6 separate regions of the Mus musculus genome follow, and regions 1, 3, 4, 5 and 6 are each linked to region 2. Evidence: chromatin loops called from intact Hi-C (ENCODE). Cell type or tissue: heart. All regions are shown on one strand. Each heading gives the region's core, and the rest is flanking DNA. Links, peaks and the distances in the headings are about the cores only.

Region 1 (5,321 bases), core at 645-4,644, 200 kb after region 2:
TTTAAATCTCCGCTAAACTTTAACGCATTATCTTGCGTTATTTATTACAAAGGGCATAGTATAATACACTGACCAAAGTTTATCTTCCAACTTGTTCTAAGCAAGAATATTATCTCCTGGGGCCAACTGTAGATTTACTTTTAATTTCTGAATTTCTGTGACATCAAAATATGCAAAAGAGGCTGTTCTCATGACTAACCATATACTCAGAACATATTTACACATCCCTCTGGCGTTCCTCCGTGTGTCCTGACAGCCTCATCAGACCACACATACATAGTTTTGGGAGTTTTCTTGTTATTGTCTGGGTTTTGGTTTTTGGTTTTCTGAGGCAGAGTTTCTCTGTGTAGCCCTAGCTGTCCTGGAACTCCCTCTGTAGACCAGGCTGGCCTCGAACTCAGTGTTTCCCTGGCCTCTGCCTCCTGGGTTCTTTTCCATACTAACTTCTGAAATGACCCTAGATGGAGGTTTACAGCCCTGGACCCTAAAGCCCACCATACTTCCTCTTATCATTTCACAGAATAAAAACTCTGAAGTGTCCTAAACTCAATTTTTCAAGCAAAAATTTTGTTGTTATTGTTGTTTTGTTTTGTCTTAGGATTTATCATGTAAGCCAGACATAGCATGCCTTTGACCCCAGCCCTCAGGAGGCAGAGATGGGTGCTTCTCTGTGAGTTTGAAACCAGCCTGGTCTACATAGCAAGTTCCAGAACAGAGCTACATAGTGAACCTCTGTCCCAACACCCACCCCAAATCTGTCATTTAATTTTATGTATGAGTGTCTCTTGCCTGTGTGTGTATGTGTGTGTGTGGTGTGCCATGCATGTGCCTCTTGGCCTCAAAGCCCAGAATAGGGCATTTGATACTCTGAAACGTGAGTTATAGTTGGTTATGCTGGGTTCTGGGAACTGAAAACAGGTCCTCAGCAAGAACAAAAAGTGTCCTTACCAGAGAAGCCATCTCTCCAGCCCTAGCTGGGGTTTTATTACTGATATTTTAATATAGACTTAAACATAAAGATTAAGGAAGAAAGCAGACACTCAGAAAGAAAAACACTATGGAGTGCACTACCCCCATACATACAGATACTACCACCAAAACTCCATTTTTTAAATCTCTGTCTCTTTGGAGATAAATTTGCTCCACTTTCATTGACTATTTCATTTCCCAACAAATTATCTTCTAGTAACCTTTAACCTAGCTGACAAACAGAACAATGTGAAGTATATGTAACAGTTCTTCCTTGACACCCCAAAGCCTGACTGTACCTGTGTATGTGGAGGACAGAAAAATTCATATCTTAGTTACTGTGCTACAGTAAGAAAATAAATGAGCGGCTGTCGTGACTGTGGAGTAATGAGTGCCCGCTTCCTACACCCCTACTGCATCAAGGGTGTTATTGAGATTAAGATTCCTTCTCGGGCTGGTGAGATGGCTCAGTGGTTAAGAGCGCCGACTGCTCTTCCAAAGGTCCTGAGTTCAAATCCCAGCAACCACATGGTGGCTCACAACCATCCATAACAAAAATCTGATGCCCTCTTCTGGAGTGTCTGAAGACAGCTACAGTGTGCTTACATATAATAAATAAATATTTAAAAAAAAAAAAAAAAAAAGATTCCTTCTCATGGGCAGTACATGTCAAGGGACACATTCCAGGGCAGAGATGTGTAGGTGTTGGGGGGTACGTGTCAGAGCATACATGTGAGGACAGAGAACAAGTTCCAGGACTTGATTGTCTCAGCAAATGGATCCTGAGATTTAGCTCAGAATACCAGGCAACAAGCACCTCTACCTTCTGATCTCTCTGCAGCCCTTCTGGGTTTTCCCTTCTTTTTTCTCTTTTTTCTCCCTCATTCCCACTCTTTTTCAGATATACATGACACAGTACTTAGTAACTGTATGTGGACCTTGATCTGGGTTTTCGGGGAGCAGGGTGGGTTTGTTTTGCTATTTTGAGATAGGTTCTCATGGAATGGAACTCAGGCTGGCCTCAAATTCACTGTGTAGTTGAGGATGGCTTTGAACTCCCCTCAGCTCCCTGTTCTGTGATTCCAAGCACACCCTACCATGCCTGGCTGCACTTGAAATGTATGCTTAAATAATATTAAATTGAAGATTGCAGCTCTTTGTCTTTAAGGAGATTACAATTCAGTTAGAAAGTCCTGAGAATACAGGTGAGGCCCTTAGGGGAAAGTGCAAAAAGACACTTAAAGGGTGTGGCCTTTAGAGACTGCTAGGAATGAAGGATAGGAGGGATTCTCTGAAAAGAGACACAAAGGATGCATGCTTTTGATTTGATGGAAATAGCCTGTATCTTCATTGTAATGATGGCTAGTTATATAACTATACACACTTGTCAAAGCCCAGGTCACTTGGGTTTGAGTCCCAACATCGCCAAAAGAACTCACAGTCCTATACATTTAAAAAAATAAATAAATAAATTAGGACCAGCAAGATGGCTCATGGCACTTGGCATGAAAGCCTGGCAAACTGAGTTTGTTCCCCAAACCATCTAAACGTGGAAAGAGAGATTTGGCTCCTCAGAGTTGACCTCTGGCTGCCACAGGTGTGCTGTGATATATACATATGCACACACACACCACCACAACAATAACCACAACAAGATTTCATTAAAAACTAAAGTTGTAATTTACTTATATATAAATTGTATGCTACTGCATAGCACTACCCTCAGAGCAAACCAGCAGCCATCTCTATGCTTCAGCTATGCCTGTTTGCAAAAGGTCATCCCAACTGGACTTCTCCATTGTCTGACCTTCCTTCATGAATGGAAGGGGTGGAAGGGCCATGGGACTCCAGCCTAAGTGTCCAGTATCCAGACACTCTCCACCTACTTGTATGAAATTTTGCCCTAATTGCATGTTGCCTGGTGATCTCAGGGAGGGCCTAAAGTGTATGTGAAGACTAAGGTAGGGGGCTCCATCCATGTGGCTAGTGGGGAGTCACCATCCCTGCTAGGTAAAGACTTTGCAGTGCAGCTTTGTATCTACCTTCCTGTCAGTAACCACCCCTATGCTCAGTGTGTACGTCCAGTATAGGATTGAGCTCCTTGTCCTTGGGATCTTAGCAAGGGAGCGGGGTGGACATTTCCCAACAGGAGAAAATTCTTGTAATATAGCTCAGTTGTCAATTATAAATCAGGCATTTAGAAAATGGTAAGAACTACGTGAAGTTATAGAGGAAAATGGTTTTGGTATTTTCAGCTAGATCACTGGTATGAACAAGGTCAGAAGAAAGAAAAAAGAGTGAAATTTTGATCAGCAGAAATTGGAGAGAAGAAGCCACTTAACTTGGAACGTGCCCATTGAGTTAAAGATTACTAGTCCAAGTTCTTGAGGAGCTAAGATAAGAGATGCCTGGGCTTAGGTGAGGTCATGAGGAGCCCCTGCCTACTGCGAAGCTTAGACTAGTCAGCGACAAGCAGAGCAGCACTCAGAGGAGTGTGAGGTGCAGAGCTAACTGTGGAACTGTTAAAGAGACGCCTATGGTAAGAGCATGTCTGTCCAGTCCAGAGGAATCTACCAGGAACAGAGAGGAGGAAAGATTCCTAAAGGAGATGAAATCTGCCAGTTTGCAGGGAAGGGTAGAGCTAAAAATAACAAAAATATCCAGCTCACCTGCCAACAGGGTGCAAGGCCCCAGCAAAGTGAGAGAACAGAACGAAATGGAGTAGAGAAGGAAGGCTCTGTGCTGTGAGGACAGACCGAGCTGGCTGCTGTGGATTCCACACATGCACACATGCACACACGCACACCCTGGGTGCTAGAGATGAGACTCAATGGGAGAGAAAGCTCTTACTAGCTTGTGCAAGGCCCTGCTCAATGCCCCTCACATACCCCCCAGAGAAAGCCTGCCAAAATAGAAATCTGTCAAAGGGGAACAAAGCTAGACTTGGGCTTTGGAACTCACCTTCCAGGCAACATGAGGCAGGAAATGCTTTAAAGCTAAGCGATGGTCTTGGGAAAGACTGTGGAACTAGAGTTGGCCCATTTAACTGGGCCAAATGAGTTTGTTCATCCAGCTTTATTTAGAGGAAAAACAAACACTACTACTACTACTACTACTACTACTACTACTACTACTACTACTGATAAATTATTTCTCTGTCAGTGAAATGAGCCAATACAAGCCAGATTAGATTATATTAAATGCAGGTTTATTGGAAAGCTGCTCTCAGGTGAGTTCTCAGCCCACCAAGGAAGCGGGCCAGGTAAGTCACCATGGGAAGAGAGAGAGGAAAGGGGAAAAAGAAAGAAAGAAAGAACACATGTGCAAAGAGAGAAGGAGGGATAGAGAAAGAGGAAGAGAGAAGAGACCAAAATATCTGTGTTATATAGGGATAGGGAGGAGCCTCTGAGGGAAGGGCAGCCCAGCCCTGGGCTGGAAAGTTCAAGGTTGAGGGCAGGTATGCTAGGTAGGGACTCAGGGATGCTGAGAGAACCTAGAGGCCAGGTCTGCTTTGGTATGTAAAAATATGTACCTCAGCCCCTTGTCCTGGGGTCTGAAACCAAGCAATTATTAATGTTTTTCTTTTTAATTTTCTGAATGTGTTTGTGAGTATATGATTCATGTGTGCAGGTGCTGCTGAGGCCAGAAGAGGGTGATGGCTCCCTGGAGCTAGAGTTATAAGCTGCCAACAATAGGTGTAGGGTAAAAGAACCAGGGTAGGGCTGGAGAGACACTCAGCGGTCAAGAGCACTGCTCTTCCAGAAGGCCCGAGTTCAAATCCCAGCAACCACATGGTGGCTCACAACCATCTGTAATGAGATCTGATGCCCTCTTCTGGAGTGTCTGAAGACAGCTACAGTGTAATAAATAAATATATCTTTTAAAAAAAAAAAAAAAAAAAAAAAAAAAGGACCAGGGTAATAGGAAAAACACCTTAACCCTGACTTGACACCAAGCCCAAGCCAGGGTCAAGACCCAGAATCTCACCAATCCCTGAGCACAAAAATCCCACCAATCCCTAAGCTTGATCCTAAAACCACAAAACTGTCCCCAGTTGCACACACAGCCCTCCCAAGGAGCCCTAGTGAGGCCCTGTCTTCTGCTCAGCTCCCTGCTGCTGCTTTTCTCCTCCCCTTCCCCAACAGAGGCAGCCACACTCCAGGGTTTGTCCCTCTCAACAAATGCATTATGTGAGCTTTGCTGTATGTTGTGACTTTGTAGTATTCCTTGGCTCCTGACTGCCAGGATACCTCTTGGAACAAAGCTGTCACCGTTACAATTGGTGCTAGGAATCTCTAGAAGAGCACCAAGAGCTCTTAACTGCTGTGCCACTTCTCCAGCCCCATAACAAA
Region 2 (5,321 bases), core at 635-4,634:
TCTTCCCAGGTGACTCTTCTTTCTGTCAAATTGGCAAGAACCAAGCAGCATGTTTGTAGGGAGGGATGTCAGTATCATGGAAAGTAGATGACTTAAAAAGCTGGGCACCCTCCACTGACCCCCCTCCCCAAAAGGAAGTGGAGAGGAAAGTGCTAGGTACCAGAACTAGAGCTAGATTCTGCTTCAGGATACAAGAAACAAAAGGGGAGTTAGAGAGATGGCTCAGAGGTTAAGAGCACTGGCTGCTCTTCCAGAGGACTTCGGTTGGATTCCCATAATGCACATAGCAGCCCACAACCTTCTGTAACTCCAGTCTCAAGAGATGTGACACTTTTTTCTGGCCTCTGTGGGCATACGTGTCATGTCCATATACATATGCAGGTAAAATACACATACACACAAAGTTAAATAAATCTATTTTTAACATAGGCAATGGTAAATAAATAGACTGGCAAAATAATAAATTAACCTCAGAATAAGATAAAGTTACTTATAATGCAATGTTAGAATATAGAAAGATGAGATGAGATTAAACTATTACATAAAGATATGATATGCGATGTAAGGGTGATGGCTTAATTATGTTAATGATGTCAACTTTATAGGGGGGTTAAAAATATTGATTTACTTTATTAATTGATGACATCCAATTTCATGTCCAAAATTTAGGATTCACACACACACACACACACACAATTTAAAGAGTTCACTAAAATGTTTAGCATTCCCTAAAGAAAGGAAATTATACAGAGCTGAGATATAGAGGAATATGGAGGGCAGAGACCAATATGACTGAAGAGTCAAGAAGAAGACCCTGCCATACCCACATGTGGCGGTTTGAATATGCTTGTTCGTGGGAAGTGTCACTGTTAGGAGGTGTGGCCTTGTTGGAATAGGTGAAGAAAGTTTGTCACTGGAGGAGCAGGCCTTGATGCTCTGCCCAGTGCAGAGAGTCAGTCTCCCAGCAGCCTTCAAATGAAGATGGAAAGCTCTCAGCTCCTCCTTCACCATACCTGCCTGGATGCTACCATGCTTCCTGTCTTGATGGCAATGGACTGAACCTCTGAACCTAAGCCAGCCCCAATTAAATGTTGACCTTATAAGAGTTGCCTTGTTCATGGTGTCTCTTCACAGCAATGGAAATCCTAACTAAGACACTGCATGTGAATATGTCTGAGAAACTGTGCTGATTTATACAGTTGAGATTTTTATTTTTTTGTCCTGCGATAGCCAGCCCCAAAATGGCCCAGAATGGCCCTGGAAGGTACTTAGATCTTTGGTATTGTCCTCATCCATACTGGGGCAGAGCTAGTCCTTACAGCCAGTAGGATACAGAAACAAAGGCACACATTTCATCTGGAGGCCGTCAGTCTGAGGCTCCAAGCCTCACAGAAGCACCACGTTCTCTCCTGACCCCTCTGCCTTTCATCATTTGATCTTGGAGTGGGGACTTTTTATGAACATCCCTAACAAAGGGCCCACCTGTGAGAAGAGCCAACAGCCACATCTGTGAGCTCAGAAGTGCACTCTTCAGGGCCTGTCAAACCTTTCAAACATTTGGCTGCCACCTCTTGAGAGTCACTGAGTTGGAAGCCTGCCACTGAGGCGCTCTCTGTAACTGCGGGAGGACAGATGTTTTGGGGATAATTTGTTGCACGAATAATAATTATTAGAACAAGTTTTCAGTTTCAGATTCCATGTAAGGTACACACAGTTGGTCATGGATTAGAGGTTCAACTATCTAAGAATCAGATGTATTTACAAGCCAAAATGGTGTCTCTATTGAATGTGTAGAAAAAAGATTTTTCTTTTGTTTTATTCAACAATAGGATAATATTATATACAACTACTTTCTTAGAACTTACACACCATTAAGTATTCATGCAATTAGTGACGTAGAGATAATCTAAGTATGCGGATGCATGTGTGTAGATTGTAAATGCTGACCGTAGCGTAGTGTTAGATAAGGGGCTTGCACAATAAGGATCCCCCAGTGAGACTGAATAATGACTGAGTATTGCTTTATCATCAGAAGAAAAATGTTTTAAACAATCAATCAAGAACACCCGTCATTACAGTAAGATAACGGACAAGGGCTTGGCTATCATTCTGGATGCTCCTGGGAAGAACGGTGGAATCAGTGGGGCTGATCAAGGACTTCCTATGGTAAAGAATTCTCCAATAAGAATGGAGATAATCTGAGGTTGTTACAAGATAATACAATGATCATGGTGCCTAATGCACAGCAAACGCGATTCAAATATATTTGCAGGTTGCTATTTGGGGGAAACCATGCTATTTAAAGTGTCTCCCACAAGTTTGATGTCAACGCAACGAGACAGAAAGGCTATTTCCTTCCTTCATCACAGGGTGGCACTGTGGCACCGACTTCCTTTCCACCGAGGCCCGCTTCCAGCTGGTAACGAGGCAGGAAACCAGTTCCCTCCCAGACTTCCAAGGCTTGCGCGTCGGGTTACCAAGAGCGACCCGGCAGCCAGACACCCTCCAAGCATTCATCCGGCAGATAATGAGGAAACAGGCCCGGGCTTTGTACTCAAAGTAAGGGCCAAAGTAAGGGCCCCACAAAGAGTTCACTTCTATTAGAGTCGTACTGGAAACAGGAGGCTCCTGTTGGAGGCTGGGGGTTCGGGGTGGGAGGTGGGATGTTAGTGTTCTAAATTGGTTCTCAGTGCTGAGGCTCCGCATTCTAGCACTTAAGCTGCGGCCCTTCGGGGGTTGGGGGTGCGCGAGCGCGGGGCGGGGGTTGGGCGTGGCAAAGAGGGTTGGTTGGTTGGTTGGTTGGTTTTTGCAGTATTTAGCTATATCCCCAGCCTCAGAACTCAGTTTCTAAATTGTCTCAAACTTCAGTCTACATCACAGTCACCTGGGGACTAAACAGTTCAGCTGCCTGGCCCATGGCCTGAGAATTTGCATTTCAAACAAGTTTCCGGGGATGCTGAGAGGCTGGTTCACTTCCAGACCTGAAAAGACGCTTCTCAAGCTGTGACCCCTCTACTGTGACGCCCAGGCTCTCGGGCAAGCTCCTTAGGCCACACCTGGGTACTTGTTAGAAGTTATCACGGCAGGACCAAAGACTGATCTTCCCTGCTATATCCAGAGGGCAACTCTCAAGCCCCACTCGCTGGAGAGAGTCTTTCTAGCCGATGCCACCAGTCCAAAACAGCATCACTTCCAGCCGGAGTCTGCATGCATGGTCTCGAAGGAATTGTTGAAAATCCCACACCCAGGCCAGACAACTTACATGGACAGAAGGCAGTCAGAGTCCTGAGGAGGGTGCCTCCCCAGAGCACTTCTCTTGCTGTCATCACACTGATCAAAGCCTATCTGGTCATAAATTCCAAGCTTTGACATTTATCCCAAAATGGTTTGAGGCCAGGAGGCTTGATAGCTCAGACCAATAATCCCAACTACTCTAAAGGCTGAAGCAGGAAGACTGTAAGTTCAAACCTGTTTAAACTAGAGTGAGTTCAAAGCCAGCCTGTGCAACTTAGTGAGACACATTGCAATATATTAAACAGTAGAAAGAGAGGACCGTTGGTAGAGTGCTTGCCTACTTCATGCAAAGCCTGGGTTTGATCCTCCATGGTGAATTAGCTGGGAGTTGGGGTACATGCCTATAACCCCAGCAGTTGGGAGACGGCAGCAGAAGGACCCAGAAATCCAGCAGCTTCATGGTCAGCCCGGGACACATCAGCTGCTGTCTATTAATAGCAAAAACAAAAACAAAAAAACCCAAAAAACAAAACAGTGAATGAACTCGAGGCTCTTTCCTCGAATGTGCAAGGGGATTCCCTTGCAGCTAGAACAGTTTCATTCTTCTCAGTTATTGACAGCCACACAGTCATTGAATTTTGTATTTGTGTGACAAACATAGATTCCTAGATCCATTGGTGAGCCTTATCCCACACCACCAACTCCAGCTTGTTCTGCTGCCCCTCCCCATCCCCCACGCCTCCTCCCTTCCCCATGCGGGACTAAACCCAGGCCCATGCTAGGCAAGCACTTTACCCCTGAGCTGCATCTCCGTGCTCTCTATTTCTTTCTTTTTATTAAGAAGACTATTCAGCCTCTCCCACAACTTTCACTCCAAATTCTAAAGCAGAGTGTTCTATGAGAAGTTTATACTCGGGGATTAACAAACACCAAGAGGACATATTTTGTGGTACAGCGACTCTGAAGACAACTTTTGAAGTGTCCCAAAACACTAAACACAAACCTGATGTATACACTGGCCATTCTGAGTAGTTACTGGACTACCTGAGCTAATTGACAATATATGTATCACAAATATATATGAATGAATGTTCATAATAGCCCTATATAGAGCCGTTAAAACTAGAACAACCACAGTGGCCAACAACAAGTGGCCACTTGTTGAATACATACATTCAGGTATATTCATTAAATCAACCTACCAAAACAATGATGCAAGCCAGGTAGTGGTGGTGTACACCTTTGATCCCAGCACCCTGCAGGCAGAGGCAGGCAGATCTCTGAGTCTGAGGCCAGCCTGATCTACAGAGCAGGCCCCAGGCAGCCAGGGCTACACAGAGAAACCCTGTCTGTAAACAATTTATGTGCCTTTAAAATGGTGGGAAGCTAAGTGAGTGTGACTTCCTTATACCATGGAATAGTACTTGATAATAGAATGAACAACTGAAGTGCCATACATAGATGCACACAGTGGACACATGCCATAAGACTCCAGGAAAAGGCTACCCTGTAGTTGTGAGAAGCATTGTTTTCCTATTAAAGGAAACTCCCCCATCTTGTGATCTGTCCAACCCCTAGACATTCTTGAGACTTGCCCATCACAACCTTCTCTTGTCCTCCAATCAGCACACCAGGAGTAGACAACAAGGTTGAATCTCAGCCAGTGAGGAACAGGTTGCCTTAGGGATGAAAGAGGCCATCTTGGCCATATGCTTGCTCACCTGGTTTAGGTCAAGGCCTTTGGTTTTGTGGGGAAATTGCCTTGCCAGGCTACTTTTGCTTTCCTTGTGTGTTTCTTTGTGAGGTGCCAAGATTATTCTTTTCTAGCAGTAGTGATGAAGATCAGGTTCAGGTATAGAAAGATGATAAAGTTATTTTTTCAGTGTGGTTTGAATGAGAATTGCCCCATTGGCTCATATATTTGAATACTTGGTCCCCAGTTGATAAAATTGTTCGGGAAGGATTCAGAAGGATAGCCTTGTTGGAGGAGGTGTGTCCCTGGGGTGGGCTTTGAGGTATCAGAAGACTCTTCCTATTTTGTGTTAGCCCTCTACACCTTCTGGCTGTAGATCAGAATATCAGCTCTC
Region 3 (5,321 bases), core at 476-4,475, 140 kb after region 2:
AGTGGCTCTTTGAGGTCGAGCTGAATTGTCAGCCTCTGCTGTATCTTATTTATGGACAGCCTGGACAGTCTGTAACTGTCTTTGATAACATTCCTTAACTAATTTGATGTTTTTATTAGGATCCTGACTGGTTTTGCAAACTGAAAGGATATTAATTTGCATTTTCCACTACTGTAACAGATCTCTTCCCCATAAGTTTATGGCTATATCGGCCATCTATGACTTTAATTTTCCTATTTGACTTTCAGGTCCTATATACTAAATCATTTGCTTTATTTGGAATAAAGCTCCAACTCCTTGAAATTGGATGTCTACTTCTTGAAGTGGCTAACCTATAGACTAAAATTTTGGAGTGATAATGTGACATCTGCTTCATTGTTAACCATTCCTTTAATTTCAATATTGTTTACTAATATTCTTAGCTTGGGCCTTTGATCCTCTATTGAAGTTTGTCAAAATATTTGGTTTTGGCCCCTTTTTAGCTTTTTAAATTGTCTATAGAATTTGACTCCACCTTGTTATCTGGTCTCACAATGTCTGTTTTCAGAGCAGTAGAGTTTAATTGTCCCGAGAAAGAAAACTCTCCCTGTTTAGCATTGGGGCCTGCAAGAGCCCCACCCCCACTCCCAGGAGACTTTTGGTAAAATGTTGCCCCATTTGTCTGTTGTTGCTCTACATTCCCTAGTCCTACGGCCTTTGCCATATCTTTTACATATTCCAGGAGGCATAGACTCCCTTTGGGATTAATCTGTTTTTCTCTGTAGTTTATCTTGAAATGACCCTGCTCACCACAATTAAAACATTTGAAATTTTGGGTCGTCTCAAGGACTCTAGTGGCAGCTTCTCTTATTAAGGTCCTATCAGGCAAACGAGGCCCAACATCAGCAGTATATCTAATCCACTCCATCCATCGATGCTGACCTTGCCCTCAGTGGTCTGATTATTTCTTTGCATTCAGCATTCACATTTTCAAAAGCCAAAGACTCGATTGGTGCCTCTCTTGCTGATGGATCCCATATACTTCTTTCTATAGCAGAAGTCAACCTTTGTAAAAAGTCAGGGAATGTTTTCTTTGGACCTTGTATGACTTGGTTCAAGAAAATGGTTCAAGCCATTTCCCTGTTTCTGTGACCTTGTCCCAGGTCTTTAAGGCCGCCAAGCAACAAAACATCAAGGTTTCTTCATCATATTCAGCCTGAACCTCAGCAAAGCCACCCTCACCAAGCAGTTGATCTCTAGAAACATTGTTACTTCTGGTTTTATTTTGTCCTGTTATCTCGTTCACCTCTTCTCTCCACCATGAGAACCATTTGTAAATGTGACCCAGGTTTTAATATTGTTCTTGCCATATCATCCCAGTCTTGAGGGTGGGGGTGGTCTATGTTTAATAGACCAAGAAGTCAGGATTTGATTTTAAAACAGTGAATGCATTCTAAAATTAGTGACATGTTCCTTAAATTTTCTCAGTTCTAACATATCTATGGGTTGTCATTCAAATTCCTGATAATTCTGTGGATGGTTATCATCTGTAGGTCTTTGTTGTATACTCACCAGATAAACCAAAGTTTGCTTTTCAACAACTTTTTGGTTGGCTTTCTCTAATTTTATCTTCTGTCCCCACCTGAGTATTTTCCCTAACTAATATTGTAAGTTCCTCCCATAAGGTCTGTGCCCATGTTTCCTATCTCTCCTTGTGTTGCTCCTCCTGCTCAGTAAGTTCCTGTATTCTCTGTTCAGGTTCTGCTTCCACATTTTAGTTGTTTCTTTATATTGTAATTCTGATACTCTGATGTCTGTTTTATTTTGATTCATTTTAAAAGATTCTCCTCCAAGCCTTGTTTCTAATCTTCATTATTTTCTCTCTGCCACTCAGTCTGATCTGTGAGCTCTCCCATCTTTTGTTCTAGTGTCTTCTCCAGCTCCTGTCTCCAAACTTCATTTTCCTCTCTGTTGCTTATCATTACCTATTAATTCCTGTACCTTTAGTCTAGTCAAGTCTTAAACTTATCCCTTTCTTGGTCAGTCTCAGTCTCAGCTATGAATGTGTATATATATATATATGTATATATACATATACATATATGTATGTGTGCATATATATATATATGTATATATACATATACATATATGTATGTGTGCATATATATATATATATATATATATATATATATATATATTCAGTTTATAATACTTATTACCTAATCTGGAGCTTCTTGTATCTTTGTCTCCCTCTGGTGTTCAACTCAGGATACTGTAGTTCTCTCTAATTCTTTATTTGAAGGGAGGGGCTCACTGTAGAGAGACCAGCAGCTTTTTCTGGTTTTGTCTCTGTCTTAGGTTATGTCCAGCAGTATGCGTGTCAGTCTCAGGTAGTCTGTAGTGTAAGAGCGGGTCTGACTGTCCCACGTCCTGTTTAGACGTGGAGGATATAGGAAATCAAGCACAAGAAGGATTGCTCAGCGGAGAGTCCCAGATAGAGCCTATTACATCTGTGAGAAGGCTTTGTGAAGTTAACTGTCAGTTTTTTAGTTGTTGATCTTTAGTTGTGAAGGCTGTTTTACAGGCAGTCATAACCCAGGGTCCTTGGTCTTTCTTTAGGCTTGGGGAACCCTGTGTTGTGGCACTGTAAGTCCCAGCTCATGGTTGGGGAGCTGTCTCTGGGTGCTGTGGTTTGCTTGGGGCTTGGGAGGGAGCCTCTCCGTAGCTCTCTGTAGAACCCTTAGTTGAATTCTAAGTCTCACATTGGGCGCCAATTTGTTGCTGAAATTTCCAACCCCAATATGCCTGTATAAAAAACACACAATCGAGTTATTATAATTCTAAGCTATAAGCCTAAATTAGTCATATCTAATACTATACCAACTTCTTCTGCAGCCATAAGTCCCCTTGCTACTTGCCATTTCTCCTAGCCACATGCTTCTGCTCCATAATGGCTTCCCCCTCCTCTTCTTCAGTCCTCTCTCCTTCTCCTCACATCTCATCTCTTCTCTACCTGCCCCCACTCTCAAAACCCATCTTTCCCCTCCACTGCCCAATCACAGGCTCTAGCTTTTATTGACCAGTTAAAATGGGGAGAAGGTTCACATGAGATCACCTGGGTAAGTGACCAACTGCTTGTCGAAAACAGCAGTTTTGAAGAAACAAAATTAACACCAGAATACAAACAACATCAAGACAACCCACAACATCTGTAGCTTAGAGTTTTCAAAACCTACTTTTAATAAGGGTTCATACATGTTTTAATCTCCCTTCTAGCTCACCACCCACTAGAGGTAGTGGAAAGGGAAGGCTAATAGAGCAAAGGAGGATGTGGGCTTCTTTAGAAATAGTTCCTTAGAACAAATCCAATCTGTCTTTTCGGGATATCAGCAGTTCAGTTCACACACATCAGCAATGGCAGCTCAATCTACCTGCAAACACTATTCATGAATCAGTAATGGCAGGTCAATCCACAAGAAACCACAAGGCTCTGGCAAGAAGATGCAGTGTCTTAGTCAGGGTTTCTATTCCTGCACAGGCATCATGGCCAAGAAGCTGGGGAGGAAAGGGTTTATTCCGCTTACACTTCCATACTGCTGTTCATCAACAAAGGAAGTCAGGACTGGAACTCGAGCAGGTCAGAAAGCAGGAGCTGATGCAGAGGCCATGGAGAGATGTTCCTTACTGGCTTGCTTCCCCTGGCTTGCTCAGCTTTCTTTTCTTTTCTTTTCTTTTCTTTTTTGTTTGTTTCGAGACAGGGTTTCTCTTGTAGCCCTGGCTGTCCTGGAACTCACTCTGTAGACCAGGTTGGCCTCAAACTCAGAAATCTGCCTGCCTCTGCATCCCAAGTGCTGGGATTAAAGGCATGTGCCACTACGCCTGGCCCTCAGCTTGCTTTCTTATAGAACCCAAGACTACCAGCCCAGGGATGGTGCCACCCACAAAGGGGTCCTCTCCACTTGATCACTAATTGAGAAAATGCCTGACAGCTGGATCTCATGGAGGCATTTCCCCAACTGAAGCTCCTTTCTCTGTGATAACTCCAGCTGTGTCAAGTTGACACACAAAACCAGCCAGTACATCCAGGAATATCACTACAAGTTTTTGGTGCCTTTCTCTCTAAAAAGTCACAACAAAGGATGACCAGCAAAAAATGGTGAGGCATACTAATACTGCTCAGAATCATCAGCAAAGACCAGAATCCACAAAGCCCAACGATGATGCGAACAAATGGCAAGGCATACCAATACCATCCAGCATCGTCTAGCAAAACATCACATGCCCCAGGCTCCCTCCAAAGGAACACCACATGTCTATTGTTAGCAAAACATCCTCCCATGTGTCTGCTTCAGCAAAAACATCCTCTCATAAGACAGTTTCCAGAAAAACATCACATGACACAATTGAGTCTCCAAGAAAACCAGAAATTTCCACTTCAGACATCAAATTCCTTTACCTGCTGAGCCATCTCACTAACCCAAGAGATATCAGATCCATAAAGTGGACTCTACCAAACCATACTGCCTCTTAGGATTCTCATCTGCTCTCATTTGCACACTGGATGTTATAAAGGGGCTCTGGTTGCTGCCGGTTTCATCCACCTGCAGAAATGGCTTCGTGGTATCATGCCCTGGAGGTCAGTGGACTCCCCTCTTTCCCCACAACCATAATCTCACTTTGACCCTGCCTCCTATCTCATATAAAGTGGGGAGGGGAGATCTGTATAGAGTTATTAATTTTAAAATGTTTACATTTATTTTATTTGGTTTTTGTGGAGAGTTTTTTGGGCTGCTTGGCAGGAATTTGACATTGGGCCAGGACAAAGAAGTGGGCTTCAGGCAGGAATCTGACATTAGGCCACGACAAGGAAGTAAGCTCAGGCGGGAATCTAATTTTAGGCTAGAACAAAAAAGTAGACTTCAGGCAGGAATATGACTTGGGCCAGGACTGGGAAGTAGGCTCAGATATCTTGGTCATCCTGGTAAGCCCTTAGATACAGTGATCAAGGGACTTTGCTTATTGCCTTGCTTGTTCCATGACTATTTGTGTTTATTGTCTTGCTTGTTCCTCAACCTAGGACTACCTTATTACTTGCATGTAATTAAAATGGTATAAAAGCAGATTGGGGGGCTGGAGAGACGTCTCAGCTGTTAAGAGCACTGACTGCTCTTCCAGAGGTCCTGAGTTCAAATCCCAGGAACCACATGGTGGCTTACAACCATCTGTAATGAGATCAGATGCCCTCTTCTGGTATGTCAGACAACAGCTACAATGTACTTACATATAATAAATAAATAAATAAATAAATAAATAAATAAATAAATAAATCTTTTTTTTTTTTA
Region 4 (5,124 bases), core at 1-4,000, 96 kb after region 2:
TGGGGGTGTCCTCACAATTGCCATCATCTTGGAGGCCATTGGATTGCCCACACATGACCTCTCTCTGATCCTGGCTGTGGACTGGATTGTGTAAGTAGCCGATACCAAAGACCCTAGAATAAAGTCTGTTGAGGCCTCTGAGTACTTGATGCTCCAGTAGACCTGGTGCATGCAGAAAGACTTAAAACTATCTTTGCTTTGGAAGGCATCTGTTGTTAAGCTGGCAAAGCCAGATTTCTAACTGTGAAAAGTCAACAATATAGCAGACAAGAGCCCATGAACATTCACAAATAGTACGAGAGCCAACCATCCAGGACTTGCCTGTAGTATTCTGTAGTTCAAGGGGCTGTGCAAATGATGGCAGAGTAGAGTGTCAGTAAGTAGAGCAGTTAGGAATGGTTGTCATGCAAGGAGAGCATGCACACACCGTGTGCTTGGACTCAGGAGAAGTTAGGCAAGAAGGTGACCAGGCTAGGCTGTCCCTGCAGTTCCTTACAGACACAGGAATGTCTGGAGGTTGATCACCTGAGCCTTCTGATACCTCATGCAGGTATAAATTATACTGTTCTTTAAGAAAGTTGACTAAGGCAGTGATGTGGGAATAGCAAGGCTCAAGGGTAAGAAATATGTGTATCTGTGTATCTTGCTATAATAGTAGAAGTCTTACTAGTCATGGTAGAGATTAAATGAGTCACCATTCTGTACAGTGCAGATAACATGGGGCACGTGGGACAGCATTCAGCAAACATCAATCCTGCTGGGCTGGTCACAACCAGGCACAGAGACACTGGCCTCAGGTACCTGGCACTGGTCTGCTATGCTGGTCTCAAGCCTGAGGGCTTATCACAGAAATGGGGTAAAATGTCTAACAGAGACTCCTAAGCTTCAGGTGCCTCATGAGAGGGAGCTCCATTCATGTGCTAAACAGGCCAGAGCCAGTCAGGGATCACCTGTCTCCTCCTCCTACCAGCTGCCTCCAGTGCCCAGAGAAGGTATCTTAGGATTCTGTGAGGAAAATAGCACCCCTGCAGAGGGCACCAGTCCTCCAGCACCCTTGGGGAAGATCACACCATTTCCGCAGTCTTCAAAATGACTACAGATACTTCTCTGAGTTTCAGTGATGCGTGGATGTTGAGCTAACCTGTGCTAAGTAGGCTGTGGGGAAAGCAAGACTGTTTTCAAAGACATGCTTGCCCACAGCCACGGAATGCTCATACTGTTGGTACCCAGGACTGAAGTTCAAGTATGCTGTAACACTGAAGGGAAGAACAGCTGAACCCAAAATCATGCCTACTCTTTTCTCCCAAATGTGCGTGGTGTTCTCTCTAGCAGGGCCATTGCACATAGCAGAAGTCTGTGGAAAGGTGGCTGGCAGGAACTAGATTGCATATCCACTCCCAGAGGTGTCGAACATGCTCGGGTAACTTGTTTGCTACCTTCAACTGTTCTTTTTCCGACATTTTTTACAATGAGCATCTGTTACTTTCCTAAGAGTAGATGCTGCTCAGAGAAAATGAATTCAGCACAGATCTCTTGGAGGTATGCCCTCCAGTTTCACGGCCATATCCAGCCGGGCTCCTGACTGGGCTTCTGAGAAAATGAAGAACAGGAAAGATACTGAAGAAAGGCCAGGCATACAGGCACAGGGAGGCTGGGGTAGGACGGAGAAGCCACAGCCCCCAGGAAGGGTTATTGTATATAACTGAGTCAGGAACACAGCTGAGTGTGGAGGCACGTTTGGCTCACCTCAGAAGGAACAGTCTCTGTAAGACAGCAGACTTCAGGCCATAAATGTCAACATCCTCACACGGTAAGGGAAGGAAAGCTTTGCCATCCTTGCTGAACCTCACTCACCTGGCTTTTCCACCCCCATGAGTCTGAAGCATTGGGGTCCTTCACATGGTCATTCACGTGTCAGACAATACACATTTACTCAGAACTTCCACTGCTCCCTACAAGTCAATTTCCCTGTGGCCACCAGCCTGCTTGTGATAGCGCCCTCCCCTGGTGATTCTGGGTATAGCATTAGTCCTTTTTGCTTTCTGTTTCCACCAGGGACCGGACCACCACTGTGGTGAATGTGGAAGGGGATGCCCTGGGAGCGGGGATCCTCAACCACCTGAATCAGAAGGTAGTGAAGAAAGGTGAGCAGGAGCTACAAGAAGTGAAGGTGGAAGCCATTCCCAATTCCAAGTCTGAGGAGGAGACGTCGCCTCTGGTGACACACCAGAACCCAGCAGGCCCTGTGGCCATTGCTCCTGAACTTGAATCCAAGGAGTCAGTGCTGTGATTGGGCTGGGTCTGGGCCAGCCTGCCAGTACCAGCAACCCACCCTGGTAGCCTGCCCCATTGATGTGGGCATGGCCCTCATACACTTTTCATCTCCCAAGGAATGCTTTGCCCAATCACCAGTTTGAGAGTGGCCTCTCAGCACTGGCATGAATGCCTCCTGAGCTAGAACACTCTGCCGTTTGTCTTGATCCATGTCTCCATGGAGCTCTGGATACACCTTGAGTCTATACCCCTTGAGCTGCCAGGCCTGAGGGATTCCAAGTTCATGGAGGCCTGGGGACCAAGGTTGGGGGGCGATGCAGATGGATTCTTCACTTTCCCCTGGGAGCGTTGCATCTGGTGCTTTCTGGGCCAACCAGAAGGGTTGATAGTTGTCTGTCACGTTGTCTCTGCAGCAGCAGACACTGAAGAGCTTCCCAGAGTCTTAGACTGAGCTGGAATCTGCTGGGCTGCCGCTGGGTTAAAGGATTATGCTCCACTTGTGTGGGAGGCTTCTAAGGGGCCAGAGGTAAAACAGGTTTAGAGAGACCCCCTGTGACGGTTAGCACAGCTAGGGGCTCAGTTTGAGTAAACCATAAACTCTGAGGTCAGGAACAGACTGGGGAGCACCCTAAAGAAGATGAGACAGAATTGTTCCCACTCTAGACTGAGGCTCCTGCCAACTTCCCCTCCATTTCCATTTGGACTTAGCCGCAGACCATAGGACCTCCTCCTCTGGGAAGGGTGATGTGGTCACTGCACTGTGGACTTGTATTGGTTGGTCAGTCTATTACTACAGTTTGACTAGGTCCTTCCTAAAATGCTGCTGAGCTACAAAGTCATATACTCCCCCAATAAACTCACGCGCTGGCGCAGCTCTGCCCCAGGCCCCTGTCTGGTTTCCACAGTATACTACTCGCTTGTGTGAGACCTATGGTTAGTCCTGGGTCTGATGTAACTTGCCTCTTGCCTACTTCACTGGAATCTGATAAGGCCAAGGATACGTCTGTGGAAATTATCGTTTTGCTCCTTGGAAGTCAAGTTCTAACACCCGTAAGTGCCCAGCTTATCTGAGAGACAGCTTTTTTCGTGAAGGGTGCCTACTGGCGTGAGCAACTCTCCTGAACTGTTACCCTCACACTTCCGAAGCTAAGCTCTGAAGAGTTGTGAAGACATTCAACGCAGCCTTTTCTTAATGAGCTACCCAACTTCTACCACATTCCTGGGTACCCAACTGTGTTGTTACTCTGAACCCACAGTTTCTGCCAATACCACCCTAACAGGAGATTAAGTCCCTAAGTCATTGGCTTCATGCTTTCGAAACCTTGCTTTCTCTGCTGTGTTGTCACCAGACCCACACATACTTGGGACAGAGTCCGTTTTAAAATGGGGCCTGTGCCTGAGTGAAGGGGTGGGCAAGGAGCAGAGCCCACAGCCAGGGTAAAGGACAGCTCTCTGAACCAGCTGTGCCACTGCACTCTCCTGTGGGGCCAGGAACTAAGCGGAGAGCGGTAAACCTTATTCCCAGCACTGTTTTTTAAAGGGGAATCAATCACATTGTTTGATTATGAGTGAGCATTTGGTATTTTTTCAGTTTCAGTGTATCTTTTCCTCTGTATTTACATATACTTTATGTATCAAGTGTGTGTGTGTATGTGTGTGCTTTTAGCTCCAAGCAAACCTGAGTTTGGATAAAGGGGAACTAAACTACAAATTATGTCTATGGTATCCTGATATTCCCATTTCTACAGAATCTTATTATGTAGGAACTGGAGCTGGACAGTGAAACCCCCTGGCTGGCACTCAGGTCTCAGCCTGGACCCACAGTAACAAATGCTGCTGTGGACAGAGGGAGATGTTTCTGTGTGACATGCGTGGGATCTCCCTCTTGGAGGCCAAAAGAGAAGGTGGCCCCGCACTTCCCTGAGTTCTGGCTCTCAGAGAAGTTGATGGAGTTTCGGAACAGGGAAGACACCACCACAACTGACTGAAATATCTCCTGGCTATTTTTCTAACATGTTCATGTATTGATGTTTTGTGTATGTGTGACATTTGCCTTAAAACGTAGCACAGCCATCAAGCCTGAGTAACGTGTTTTTCCTGGCACCTGCCTGTCTTTGAGTCCTGTCTTGTATTTGATGGAGCTGTTGCGCTTTTAGGGGTTGACCGAGGGTGTCTGAGTACAGTCTTCCTTTCCCTTCCAGCCAGCGTGAGACCCTGGGGTGAGAAGGGCGGTTCCTCAGAAGGGAAACCTCTCTGACAACTGGTGTCTCTGTCCTGCCTGCGGCTGCCTGCCTAGGACTCATGACCATTAAGCTGTGTGTCGGTTTCTCATTCTCTGATTAGGGCTCTGACATCCTGCCGTCTGGCAGAAGTTAGAGTTTGCCACAAACCTCCAACATTAAGTGTTGTCGGAACCACTAGGTTGACAGGAGTTATTTAAGCATCCGTGCAAAGCCGGGCACCGGCGCAGTAACAAGCACCAAACTTTTACGGGGAATGTCCCTATTACCAAAGCCCTCCAGGCAAGCGGGTACCCACCCATGCTTGCTGTACTTGGGTCACCACCACACCCAACTCACTCTCTTACATAATCTCGTCTTCCTTTTTTGAAAAAGATATGTTTTTGTTTTTAGAGACAGGGCATTACTGTATAGCCTAATTTGGCCTTGAGCTAGTGAGACCTCAAGAGCCTTCAGCTTCACTGGGGTGACAGGCATGCAGCATCTTACATCGCCCTGTTTTCAATGACATCACTTCCTGTACAACAGGGAACTCTAGAAGATCACACAGGAAGCTGTGGTTTCCAGACCCTGGGGTTTTAGGAAAATGGATTCCCGTTCTGACATATAT
Region 5 (5,321 bases), core at 501-4,500, 270 kb after region 2:
CTAGCCCCCATTTGATTTTTTTTTTAAACTAAAGTAACAGAAAGTGCCACTCACTCGAGTGAAGTCTGCTTGACAGGCTGCGAAGCCTAGAAGCACTCATGAGGCAGAGTTTCACAGAAACTCACCTCCTGGAGTTTTGGTGTTCTCATTAACCTGTATACTCATACCCTATCCCCGCATTAGTCTGCTGTATGGATCCACATGCTCTCTTTTAGTATTATCTTATTATAAGTGCCTTTTAAGATTGAATTCTGACATAGCCAGAGCCTTCGCCAGTGTTCCAAGGTTCCAGAAGCCGTTGATCTTGGAATCTGGTAGGAATGCAATTAGGAAGTTACCCATTCAGTAGCTAATTAAGCATTACAAGAGATGGAGCCAAAGCATCTCAAAGCTGGTCTACAGAGTGTTTACCATGAAAGCCAGGGAATCCCACTGAAATAGAAATCTTCAGTACAGGCTACATTACATATTGGAAGCAAGTTGGTGAATTCTTCTGACAAATGGAGATTCTCCAGATACTTAAAAGTTACACTCATATAAGAATTTAGCAAGGCCTAGGAAATAGAGGGGTTGTGGTATTGCATTATTCATGAGGTCTGCTAAGAGCAGAACCCCCTGGTGCTAGCCTTCACAAGGTTCAAAGGTATAGCACTAGAGTGTGAAATCCTTACCTGTCATTAAGTTGACCCTAGGCAGGACTGCTTTATCTTTACTGTAAACATTTACCTGGTTCCTGTAAATCTTTTTGAAGTCATTCCTTTGTTTTGTGTCAGGCAACTTCAATGTACTTTGCCTGCTGTGACTTCCTACCCCTTTTATTTTCTGTACTATATAAGACTGGTGTTCACTTTGTGACAATACATTCAGATTCTACACAATCTCGTGTGTTGGTCTGTCTGTCACCCGCCAACTCCTTGCCCATCTGCACCCAGAGACCCGTTCCGCGCAGACAAAGGGACCCAGAGGGTCTGCGGCAAGAAAGACCATCCACCTCTTGCCTTGATGGGATCAAGGTCTATATTTAAGAGGCTAGCTCAAACATGAGCATCTACTCCAAATCTAGCAAATGCTTGGTCCTACTTGCTTAAAAGAAGAATGAATAATCAGATACAGTCTCAGCTGGTGTTAATTAAAATGCACAGTCTCAAGTAGGAGACACATATTAAATAAGCAAGTAGGCAGATGTGGGTAATGCTTTAAATTATACATGGAAGGAAAGAAGTCCTGTTAGGGAAGGGGGTAGTGTGCATAGACTTAGAGCAGTGGCTCTCAACCTGTAGGTCACGACCTCTTTGGTAAACCTCTATCTCCAAAAATAATTACATTGTAACTCATAACAGTAGAAATATTACAGTTATGAAAGTAGCAATGATACAATTTTATGGTTGGGAATGACTTACTGGAGGAGGGCACAGTCAAAAGAATGGAGTGTTAGGTGTGGGCATGCTTATTACCACAGCACCTGGGAGACAGAGGTCAGAGGATCAGGAGTTCAAGGTCATTCGTGGCTACAAGGCAAGTTCAAGGCCAGCACTGGCTACCTGATACCCTGCCTCAACAACAGTATAGAATGGAGACAGGTGAGATCCTAGCCAACAACTAGATTACTTAGAGCCTTAGGGGCTCTGCAGTGGGCTTTGAACTTCATCCCAAGGACAGTAAGGACAGTAGGAAATTATTAACAGAGTACAAGTGACACCTGGTCTGGAAAAGGGTTCAAGGACGGCCCTTGCAAAAGTAATTTCATGAAGGACACATTGGTTTCTGGGCTGCATTAGGAGACAGCAGTGGCCGGGCATGGTGGCGCACGCCTTTAATCCCAGCACTTGGGAGGCAGAGGCAGGCAGATTTCCGAGTTCCAGGCCAGTCTGGTCTACAAAGTGAGTTCCAGGACAGCCAGAGCTACACAGAGAAACCCTGTCTCGAAAAAAAAAAAAAAAAAAAAAGAGCCTGGCAGGGCAGAGAGGGCAGCATGTTCTAGGCGGAAGGAGGGACTGGAAGGTGAAAGCAATGTGATGGAGGGGTACTGTGTCATGGGAGGTGGAAGACAGTAGAGAAGGTTTTATTTTATGTTGTGACCATCAAAGTGAACAGTTATGACAGGGCAGAGGGCAATGGTCCTCACATGGGGAGAGTAGCGACTGGGACCCTACACATGGATTGAAAGCATTTTGCCCTTTGACTCTGCCACCTTAACCTGGAAGGACGCCCTGTGGTTCAAGTACTGTGGTTGGTCACTTCGCATTTGCAGAAGCAGATGGAAACCGAAAGTCTGGATTCCCCCAAGTCTCCACTTTCAGGTGCTGTCCAGCCCTGCCCTCTGCTGGTAAATTCTGGTAGACACCCAAGAAACTAAGCTGCCCGGCTCATGTTCTCACTTTCTTAGTGAAATGATTATAATACGTGATTATGTAACAAAATATAGAAACTTTTGCCGGGCGTGGTGGCTTGCGCCTTTAATCCCAGCACTCGGGAGGCAGAGGCAGGCAGATTTCTGGGTTCGAGGTCAGCCTGGTCTATAGAGTGAGTTCCAGGATAGCCAGGGCTGCACAGAGAAACCCTGTCTCGGAAAAAAAAAAAAAAAAATTGAAGCTTTAACTAGCTCTCTAAATGACACTTTGGAAAGGTATAAACATTACAAGTTATAAACAAATTCATCCAGATTAAAATACAGGATGTTCCAGCAGCCTTGAGAGTTCTCCCTTACTTCCCTGCTTACTCACTGTTCTGACTACTGTTTGGATTTGTTTGAGACAAGTTCTTTCTTTCTCTCTCTTTCTTTCTTTCTTTCTTTCTTTCTTTCTTTCTTTCTTTCTTTCTTTCTTTCTTTCTTTCTTTCTTTCTTTCTTTCTTTCTTTCTTATATACACTGTAGCTGTCTTCAGACACTCCAGAAGAGGGCATCAGATCTCATTACGGATGGTTGCGAGCCACCATGTGGTTGCTGGGATTTGAACTCAGGACCTTTGGAAGAGCAGTCCGTGCTCCTAACCGCTGAGCCATCTCACCAGCCCGAGACAAATTCCCGATGAGTATCCCCAGGTTGGCCTTGCGTTCATTAACCAGCCCAGGCTGACCTTGACCTGAACTCTTGCGTCTCAGCCTCTCGATCACTGGAATTAGAGGAGCATGTCACCACAGCATGTCACCACAGCCAGCTGCCACCATCCTGACTTTTAACAGCAGAGATGAGCTTACCCTGTTCTTGACCAGCATATCAAGGAAGTCAACACTATGTGCTCTTGTATTATACCTTTTTGACTTAACATATACCTGTACCATTTCCCAAATTGTATATTATAATAAATTCCTTTAAAATCTTCCAGCTTTTTGTTTGTTTGTTTAAGATTTACACGATGTATAAATGGATGCCTTTGGAGGCCAAAGAACTTAGATCCCAGGAGTTGGAGTTACAAGCCATTGTAGGTATCATGTTTTATAAAACACAGTATAATGTGGCTGGAGAGAGCACCTTAGCAGACCTGGCTATGGTGTCACCATGAACAACCAAGCCATGTGACAGACCTAGCATGAAGAGCAGTTATTGGTGGGAAGGGGAGGAGACCTAGAAAAGAGATAGAGGCAGAGGAAGGAGGGGGACAGAGAAGGACTGAAAGAGAGAGGAAGAGACTGGCCAGGAACACATGGGAAAGAGAGGAGAGAGAGACACACACACACACAAAGAGACAGACACACAGACCAAGCAGACCTTCTTTTCACCAGGTTGGCTCACACCTGTCAGGCGGCTATGCAAGCCGACGCTAGGTAGCTGTTGGCAGAGCCTAGGGGAATTGCCATCAGTAGGTGTCCCAACACAAGTCCTCAGGACCAAACTCTGTTTCTCTACAAGAGCAACAATCTCTCTCAGCTACCTCTTAGCCCAGCAGTCTATACTTTAAAACAGGAATTCTTGCAAAGGACCCGAGTCTGGTTCTCAGCAACCCACACTGAGTAGGGCACACACCTGCCTGGTACTCCAGCTCCGGGGACTCCAAACCATCTTTTGACCTCTACGGGTACCCATATGCCTGTGCACACACACAGATGCACATAAGTAAAAAAGACATTTTTTTTTTTAAGACAGGGTTTCTCTGTATAGCCCTGGCTATCCTGGAACTCACTTTGTAGACCATGCTGGCCTCGAACTCAGAAATCTGCCTGCCTCTGCCTCCCTGGTGCTGGGATTAAAGGCGTGTGCCACCACGCCCAGCAAGACATACTTTTTAAAGTAATTCTATTTTAAAATGCACCAGCACTGTGAGACATGGTGGCTCATACCTATAATTCCATCATTTGAGAGGCTAAGGCAGGAGGATTCCCAAATGTTGAAGGACAGCCTGAGTTACATAGCGAGTTTCTAGCCAAGCTGAACTACAAAAAGGAAAAAAAAAATCAAGTGATTTTATTTTCTCTGTAGCTGATGGGAATTTGAATTATTTCAAGTCCATGACTGTGAGGAGGCACAGTAAAAAAAACCACTGAAATAGACACCCTGCGGGCGATGGTTTGTGTATGCTTGGCCCAGGGAGTGGCAATATTAGGAAATGTAGCCTTGTTGGACTAGGTGTGTCACTGTAGGTGTGGCCTTTAAGACCCTTGTCCTAGCTACCTGGAAGCCAGTCTTTTCCTAGCAGCCTCCAGATGAACACGTAGAACTCTCAGCTCTTCCTGTACCATGCCTTCCTGGACCCTGCCATGCTCCCACCTTGATGATAATGGAGTGAACCTCTGAACCTGTTAGCCAGACCCAATTAAATGTTGTCCTTATAAGAGTTGCCTTAGCCAGATGGTGGTGGAGCACGCCTTTAATCCCAGCACTTGGGAGGCAGAGGCAGGTGGATTTCTGAGTTTGAGGCCAGCCTGGTCTACAAAGTGAGTTCCAGGATAGCCAGGACTATACAGAGAGACCCTGTCTTGAAAAACCAAAAATAAATAAATAAATAAATAAATAAAAAAGAAAAAGAAAATTTAAAAAAGTTGCCTTGGTCAGGGTGTGTGTTCACAGCAGTAAAACCCTAACTAAGACAGAAGTTGGTACCAGGTTCTGGGGTATTGCTGTGGTAAGCCTGATCATGCTTTTGTTTGGAAGAATGAGGATTTGGGGAGTTTGGATTTGGAAAGCTATGAAATACTTTAAGTGGGGCTTAGTGAGCCATCCTAATAGTGTGGTTAAGGAGGTTTCTGTTGTGAATAAGAGAGAGAAGATATCCAGAGGCATCTGGAAGAGTCCAGAGCACAGAGAAAGAAGTAGAATGGACATGATCAGTGTTAGCTGCAAAGAAGTGAGAAACCGTAGAACAGTGAATAGCAAGAGACAGTAGG
Region 6 (5,176 bases), core at 1,177-5,176, 68 kb after region 2:
AGCACTTGCTCAAAAAGTTAAGTGTGGCCAAGCACTTGTATAACCCCGTGCTGTGGTGCAAAAACAAGAGGATCACCAGCCGAGCTCCAGGTTCAGTGAGAGGCCATCTCAAAGGAGTAAGACAGACAATGATAGAGCAGAAAACCCAATGCTCTCCTCTGGTCAGACATAGACACCAGAAAATAAATACCCCAAACCAGTAATTGTTTAACACCTAGATAGAGAAGTATGGAAATAAACAAGGTGCAGTGACATATACCTGCGATCAGAAAGTAGAGGTATTGTGGTAAATAATATTACTTGGGAGTTTCTACTCTGCCTGGATCATTCAGTTCCCAGATAAAAGACACACACCAATATATTTATAAGAAGCCTTTAGGCTCTCTGCTCCTCCCTGTTCCAGAGACAGCCGCATCTTCTTGTGCAGTGCCAGCCTCGTCCCGTAGACAAAATGGTGAAGGTCGGTGTGAACGGATTTGGCCGTATTGGGCGCCTGGTCACCAGGGCTGCCATTTGCAGTGGCAAAGTGGAGATTGTTGCCATCAACGACCCCTTCATTGACCTCAACTACATGGTCTACATGTTCCAGTATGACTCCACTCACGGCAAATTCAACGGCACAGTCAAGGCCGAGAATGGGAAGCTTGTCATCAACGGGAAGCCCATCACCATCTTCCAGGAGCGAGACCCCACTAACATCAAATGGGGTGAGGCCGGTGCTGAGTATGTCGTGGAGTCTACTGGTGTCTTCACCACCATGGAGAAGGCCGGGGCCCACTTGAAGGGTGGAGCCAAAAGGGTCATCATCTCCGCCCCTTCTGCCGATGCCCCCATGTTTGTGATGGGTGTGAACCACGAGAAATATGACAACTCACTCAAGATTGTCAGCAATGCATCCTGCACCACCAACTGCTTAGCCCCCCTGGCCAAGGTCATCCATGACAACTTTGGCATCGTGGAAGGGCTCATGACCACAGTCCATGCCATCACTGCCACCCAGAAGACTGTGGATGGCCCCTCTGGAAAGCTGTGGCGTGATGGCCGTGGGGCTGCCCAGAACATCATCCCTGCATCCACTGGTGCTGCCAAGGCTGTGGGCAAGGTCATCCCAGAGCTGAACGGGAAGCTCACTGGCATGGCCTTCCGTGTTCCTACCCCCAATGTGTCCGTCGTGGATCTGACGTGCCGCCTGGAGAAACCTGCCAAGTATGATGACATCAAGAAGGTGGTGAAGCAGGCATCTGAGGGCCCACTGAAGGGCATCTTGGGCTACACTGAGGACCAGGTTGTCTCCTGCGACTTCAACAGCAACTCCCACTCTTCCACCTTCGATGCCGGGGCTGGCATTGCTCTCAATGACAACTTTGTCAAGCTCATTTCCTGGTATGACAATGAATACGGCTACAGCAACAGGGTGGTGGACCTCATGGCCTACATGGCCTCCAAGGAGTAAGAAACCCTGGACCACCCACCCCAGCAAGGACACTGAGCAAGAGAGGCCCTATCCCAACTCGGCCCCCAACACTGAGCATCTCCCTCACAATTTCCATCCCAGACCCCCATAATAACAGGAGGGGCCTAGGGAGCCCTCCCTACTCTCTTGAATACCATCAATAAAGTTCGCTGCACCCAAAAAAAAAAAAAAAAAAAAAAAGAAGCCTTTAAAGCACTAGAGCTGGGCAGATGTCGCCCCTCTAAGCTATTTTGCCTACTTCCCTATCAATGACCCCGAGATATAACTTGCCACGTTCTGCCTAGGCTGCTCTTACTTGAACTGGCTAGCCTTTATGGCCATGTTTTCATGATTTACCTATCCCCTGGTGTCTCCTCTCTCCACCTTCTTTCCTCCCTCTCATGGTCCTGCCTCAGACCCCAAGCCCAGGAACTGAAACCTCACCTGCCTCTCTTCTGCCCAGCTATAGGCTGTCTGCATCTTTATTGACCAATCAGGGATAACTTGAGGGGCAAGGTTACATAGTATCACGTTGATGTACTGTGAGGATCTTCTAGTCCCCTAGGCAACAAGGGCCAGTATTTAGCATTACAATACATAGCAACAAACCAAATCTCTACATAGAGGCAGGGGAGATTCTGAGTTCAAGGCCTGCTTGGGCCACAAAGGAAGAATTTGTCAAGCACTAGCATGCAGTCAACAGCATGGCTAGTGGAAGTAGAGGAGAGAAAGGACATTTCAACATGAGTCATGGGGCTTAACAACAGATCAGACTAGAGAAAACTTAAACATGAAGGTTCACAGAGGCAGATCATAATGATAGCAGTAACAGGCTGGAGGAGACAATCACAAATCTGATTCGGAATATGCTGAGCTGAGATGCTGCAGAATGTCTGGGTGGAGCTGTAAAGCAGGCAATTGGAAACCCACTTCTGGAACATGACTTCAGTCTTTTGCATAAAAGCAGCAGCTTAGGAAAAAGGAGGCAGAGCTACCTGGAAATGAGGAACATGGGTCTGTAGGAATCATCCATCCTTGCACAGAGAGGTAAACCATGTTCTGGGAAACAAGATAAAAATATGTATAGGTCCTCATCTAATGAACACACCTCCCTCCCACCAATAAGCTCCTATTTCAACAAGCTGTACATGACAGCTAAATGGCTTCATGTAAGGAACTCTTTGCTGTCTCAACAATTGGACGTTTTACACCTCGACAGGACATATTGATTTGCACAGGTTTCTGTTATGGTATACTTCAAAATTACTTTACTTCACATTGTCTTCCTCTTTAACTCAGCTACACCTAACTAGGGCTTTCTTGGAGGTCTGGGGAGGTAGTTCTTTTCAAAAGCAGAATAGGGAAAAATAAATAAATAAATAAATAAATAACACAATAAACGACTGCCAAGGTTTCCCTTTTTATCTGCTGTGGCCCGGGAAGATAGTAAATAAATGGCATTTTTAAAAAATCCATTGAACCATCTTTCAGACTGGCCAAACACTTGACTGAACTGTTGGCGTGCCAAGTCTGGAGACCCGGAAGGGGGTGGTTAAAATCCCGCTTGTGTTTCAGCTTAAGTTACATGGCAGACACGCCACCGAAAGTGGTGGCGTTAGAGCTCTGTTTCTCTGGGAGAGTTTTACGTCTTCAGCCTGCACACACCAGGCTTCTCCCCAGAGTCCAATGGACTCGCCCCAGAGGGCGCTAGTGCACGCAGTGGCTCACCCTTGGCACTGTGCATAGTGCCACCCGGACTCGCTGGTCACCTAAGGGTAAAGCTCTGCTAGAGTCTTGTACGTGCACGCAATGAGACTTTCCCCCATCCACCCACTCCTTTGTCTCTGTACCAGGAAAGCCTACAGAGCCCTTAGAAGAAAGGATTTCCCGCAGGATGGAGGTTGGGTCGTTCCGGACTCCCTAGCGGAGGGCGGGCACCAACCTCCGAGGGCTCCCCTCCTCCACCAGCTGAGGAGAAGAACTGCCGAGGCGTTCCAGACGCTCCCCTCCCTCTCTCCCCGAGGCCTGGACAGTAGGACTGAAAGCTGCCAGGAGACAGGATTGGCCGATGGCCTCACGCCCCGTCGGGAGAGCCCAGCCTGCCTGTCTCTCACTCTCTTTGCTGTGCCTCCCGGAGGGTGGGAGAAGGGCGGGACCTGGGAAACGTCAGGGAGGTGGGGAACGGATATTCAGGGTTCTAATTGGTCGTAACATCGGAGGTGCGCCTACATGGGCGGGGCGAGCTCAAGCCCCGCCCTCCTTCCTAGGCTGCAGCCTCCAGCGTGCCTCCTGCGTTGCATCATCTCCAGCCTGCAGCGGCTCTGAAAGAAGGCTGGGCGCGGCGCGGTCTGCTCTGCCTGGGCTCCAACCCACAACCCACGTCTCTCTTTTATCTTTCTGAAAAGTGTTCCTGTAGGGACTCACAGAGCTCGGAAGCCGCAGCTGGCACAGGCCACTGTCTCCGCCTGATCCATTCATTCGAAACCGGTCTTTTCTCCAAGTTCCTTGAGTGTTACCGCTTAGAGCGGTGGGCAACGACATGGAGAAGAGCGGCGAGACCAACGGCTACCTCGACGGCACCCAGGCAGAGCCTGCGGCCGGGCCCCGAACGCCCGAGACGGCGATGGGCAAATCGCAGCGCTGTGCTAGCTTTTTTCGGCGCCACGCGCTGGTGCTGCTCACCGTGTCGGGAGTGTTGGTGGGTGCCGGCATGGGCGCGGCGCTGAGGGGGCTGCAGCTCACCCGCACCCAGATCACTTACCTGGCCTTCCCGGGCGAGATGCTGCTCCGCATGCTGCGCATGATCATCCTGCCGCTGGTGGTTTGCAGCCTGGTGTCGGGAGCCGCCTCCCTGGATGCCAGCTCCCTCGGGCGTCTGGGTGGCATCGCTGTTGCTTACTTCGGCCTCACCACGCTGAGCGCCTCGGCTCTCGCCGTTGCTCTGGCGTTCATCATCAAGCCAGGGGCGGGCGCGCAGACCCTCCAGTCCAGCAGCCTGGGGCTGGAGAACTCAGGGCCTCCTCCGGTCTCCAAAGAGACAGTGGACTCTTTCCTCGATTTACTCAGGTACTGCTCTCCACCCCGCCAAAGGCACGGCGGGAGACGCCACGTGCACTCATATCACCTAGAGTTAATTCAGTTACTGTTGGCCCTTAACACTAAATTTCATATTTACGTCTGGGCTACGTGCTGGCCACACCTTTAAAGACTGGAGGCCACAGCTTTTTGCTGGAACCGATTTTCCGTTAGGTGGGATGTTAAGTGTATACCTTCTCAGTTGTGCTTTACTCCTTACACTGGGCTCTCTCAGTTTTGTTTGTTTGTTTTGTTTCGTTTTTTTAATTGTTCCTGTTTTCTCCCCTACATCACCCCAAAGCTTCCAGGACATTGAGTGACTTTCACCAGAGGAGCTATCCAGCTTGTAGTCTGAGGTTTTCTCTGATTCAGCCTTTGGTCTGGAAGGAAGTTGGCAATTTTCAGCAGAATTATGGATGTGTCCAAGAATAATAAAACTGGAGTTAGTTATGTGGAGCCCGTTGCCCAGCTACGTGACTGCCTCTCAGGCTTAGGACAGGTTGTGGACGTTCTTGGTCAGGATCATGGGGCCTAGCGTTATTTCTTTGTAGAAAGCGGGGAGATCCAGAGAGTTGAGATACACACACCTTTCTTTGCTTGTTTTTTTTTTTTTTTTTTTTTTTTTTTTCTCCACTCAGGAGTTGTATT

Evidence for each region. A loop is a pair of places that touch in the nucleus more often than their neighbours do. Peaks named below come from ENCODE experiments on the same cell type or tissue, not always from the same donor. Only the 100,000 strongest peaks of a DNase experiment are listed, where the experiment ranks them.
Region 1: it touches region 2 in a loop (2.3-fold over the local background); 4 of 42 quality-filtered maps call a loop at or near these places.
Region 3: it touches region 2 in a loop (8-fold over the local background); 35 of 42 quality-filtered maps call a loop at or near these places.
Region 4: it touches region 2 in a loop (8-fold over the local background); 8 of 42 quality-filtered maps call a loop at or near these places.
Region 5: it touches region 2 in a loop (8-fold over the local background); 23 of 42 quality-filtered maps call a loop at or near these places.
Region 6: it touches region 2 in a loop (3-fold over the local background); 17 of 42 quality-filtered maps call a loop at or near these places.

The regions. Positions count from the first base shown.
Region 1 is chr11:20,195,031-20,200,351 of GRCm38, reverse strand. No RefSeq gene overlaps it. Among named protein-coding and RNA genes, the nearest start is that of Rab1a, 3.7 kb to the left of the region's middle. In heart, for the core only: no CTCF peak of the experiment used is centred there; no DNase peak of the experiment used is centred there; H3K27ac peaks cover 332 bases.
Region 2 is chr11:20,398,131-20,403,451 of GRCm38, reverse strand. No RefSeq gene overlaps it. Among named protein-coding and RNA genes, the nearest start is that of Gm39605, 21 kb to the right of the region's middle. In heart, for the core only: a CTCF peak has its summit at 2,359; a DNase peak (open chromatin) is centred at 2,461; H3K4me3 peaks cover 721 bases; H3K27ac peaks cover 556 bases.
Region 3 is chr11:20,260,153-20,265,473 of GRCm38, reverse strand. It overlaps Gm39604 (a long non-coding RNA gene), which reads right to left. Exons shown (of 3, transcript XR_872279.1): 3 at 2,285-2,784. Among named protein-coding and RNA genes, the nearest start is that of Gm39604, 8.3 kb to the right of the region's middle. In heart, for the core only: CTCF peaks have their summits at 2,047 and 2,247 (motif pointing left); no DNase peak of the experiment used is centred there.
Region 4 is chr11:20,301,432-20,306,555 of GRCm38, reverse strand. Slc1a4 (solute carrier family 1 (glutamate/neutral amino acid transporter), member 4) reads left to right here. Exons shown (of 8, transcript NM_018861.3): 7 at 1-90; 8 at 2,056-4,376. The coding sequence ends at 2,290. Among named protein-coding and RNA genes, the nearest start is that of Slc1a4, 29 kb to the left of the region's middle. In heart, for the core only: a CTCF peak has its summit at 2,007 (motif pointing left); no DNase peak of the experiment used is centred there.
Region 5 is chr11:20,130,114-20,135,434 of GRCm38, reverse strand. No RefSeq gene overlaps it. Among named protein-coding and RNA genes, the nearest start is that of Actr2, 20 kb to the right of the region's middle. In heart, for the core only: a CTCF peak has its summit at 2,317 (motif pointing left); a DNase peak (open chromatin) is centred at 2,304.
Region 6 is chr11:20,331,289-20,336,464 of GRCm38, reverse strand. It overlaps Slc1a4 (solute carrier family 1 (glutamate/neutral amino acid transporter), member 4), which reads left to right and starts at 3,752. Exons shown (of 8, transcript NM_018861.3): 1 at 3,752-4,519. The coding sequence starts at 3,993. It also overlaps the pseudogene Gm12033. In heart, for the core only: a CTCF peak has its summit at 3,164; a DNase peak (open chromatin) is centred at 3,564; H3K4me3 peaks cover 2,664 bases; H3K27ac peaks cover 2,045 bases.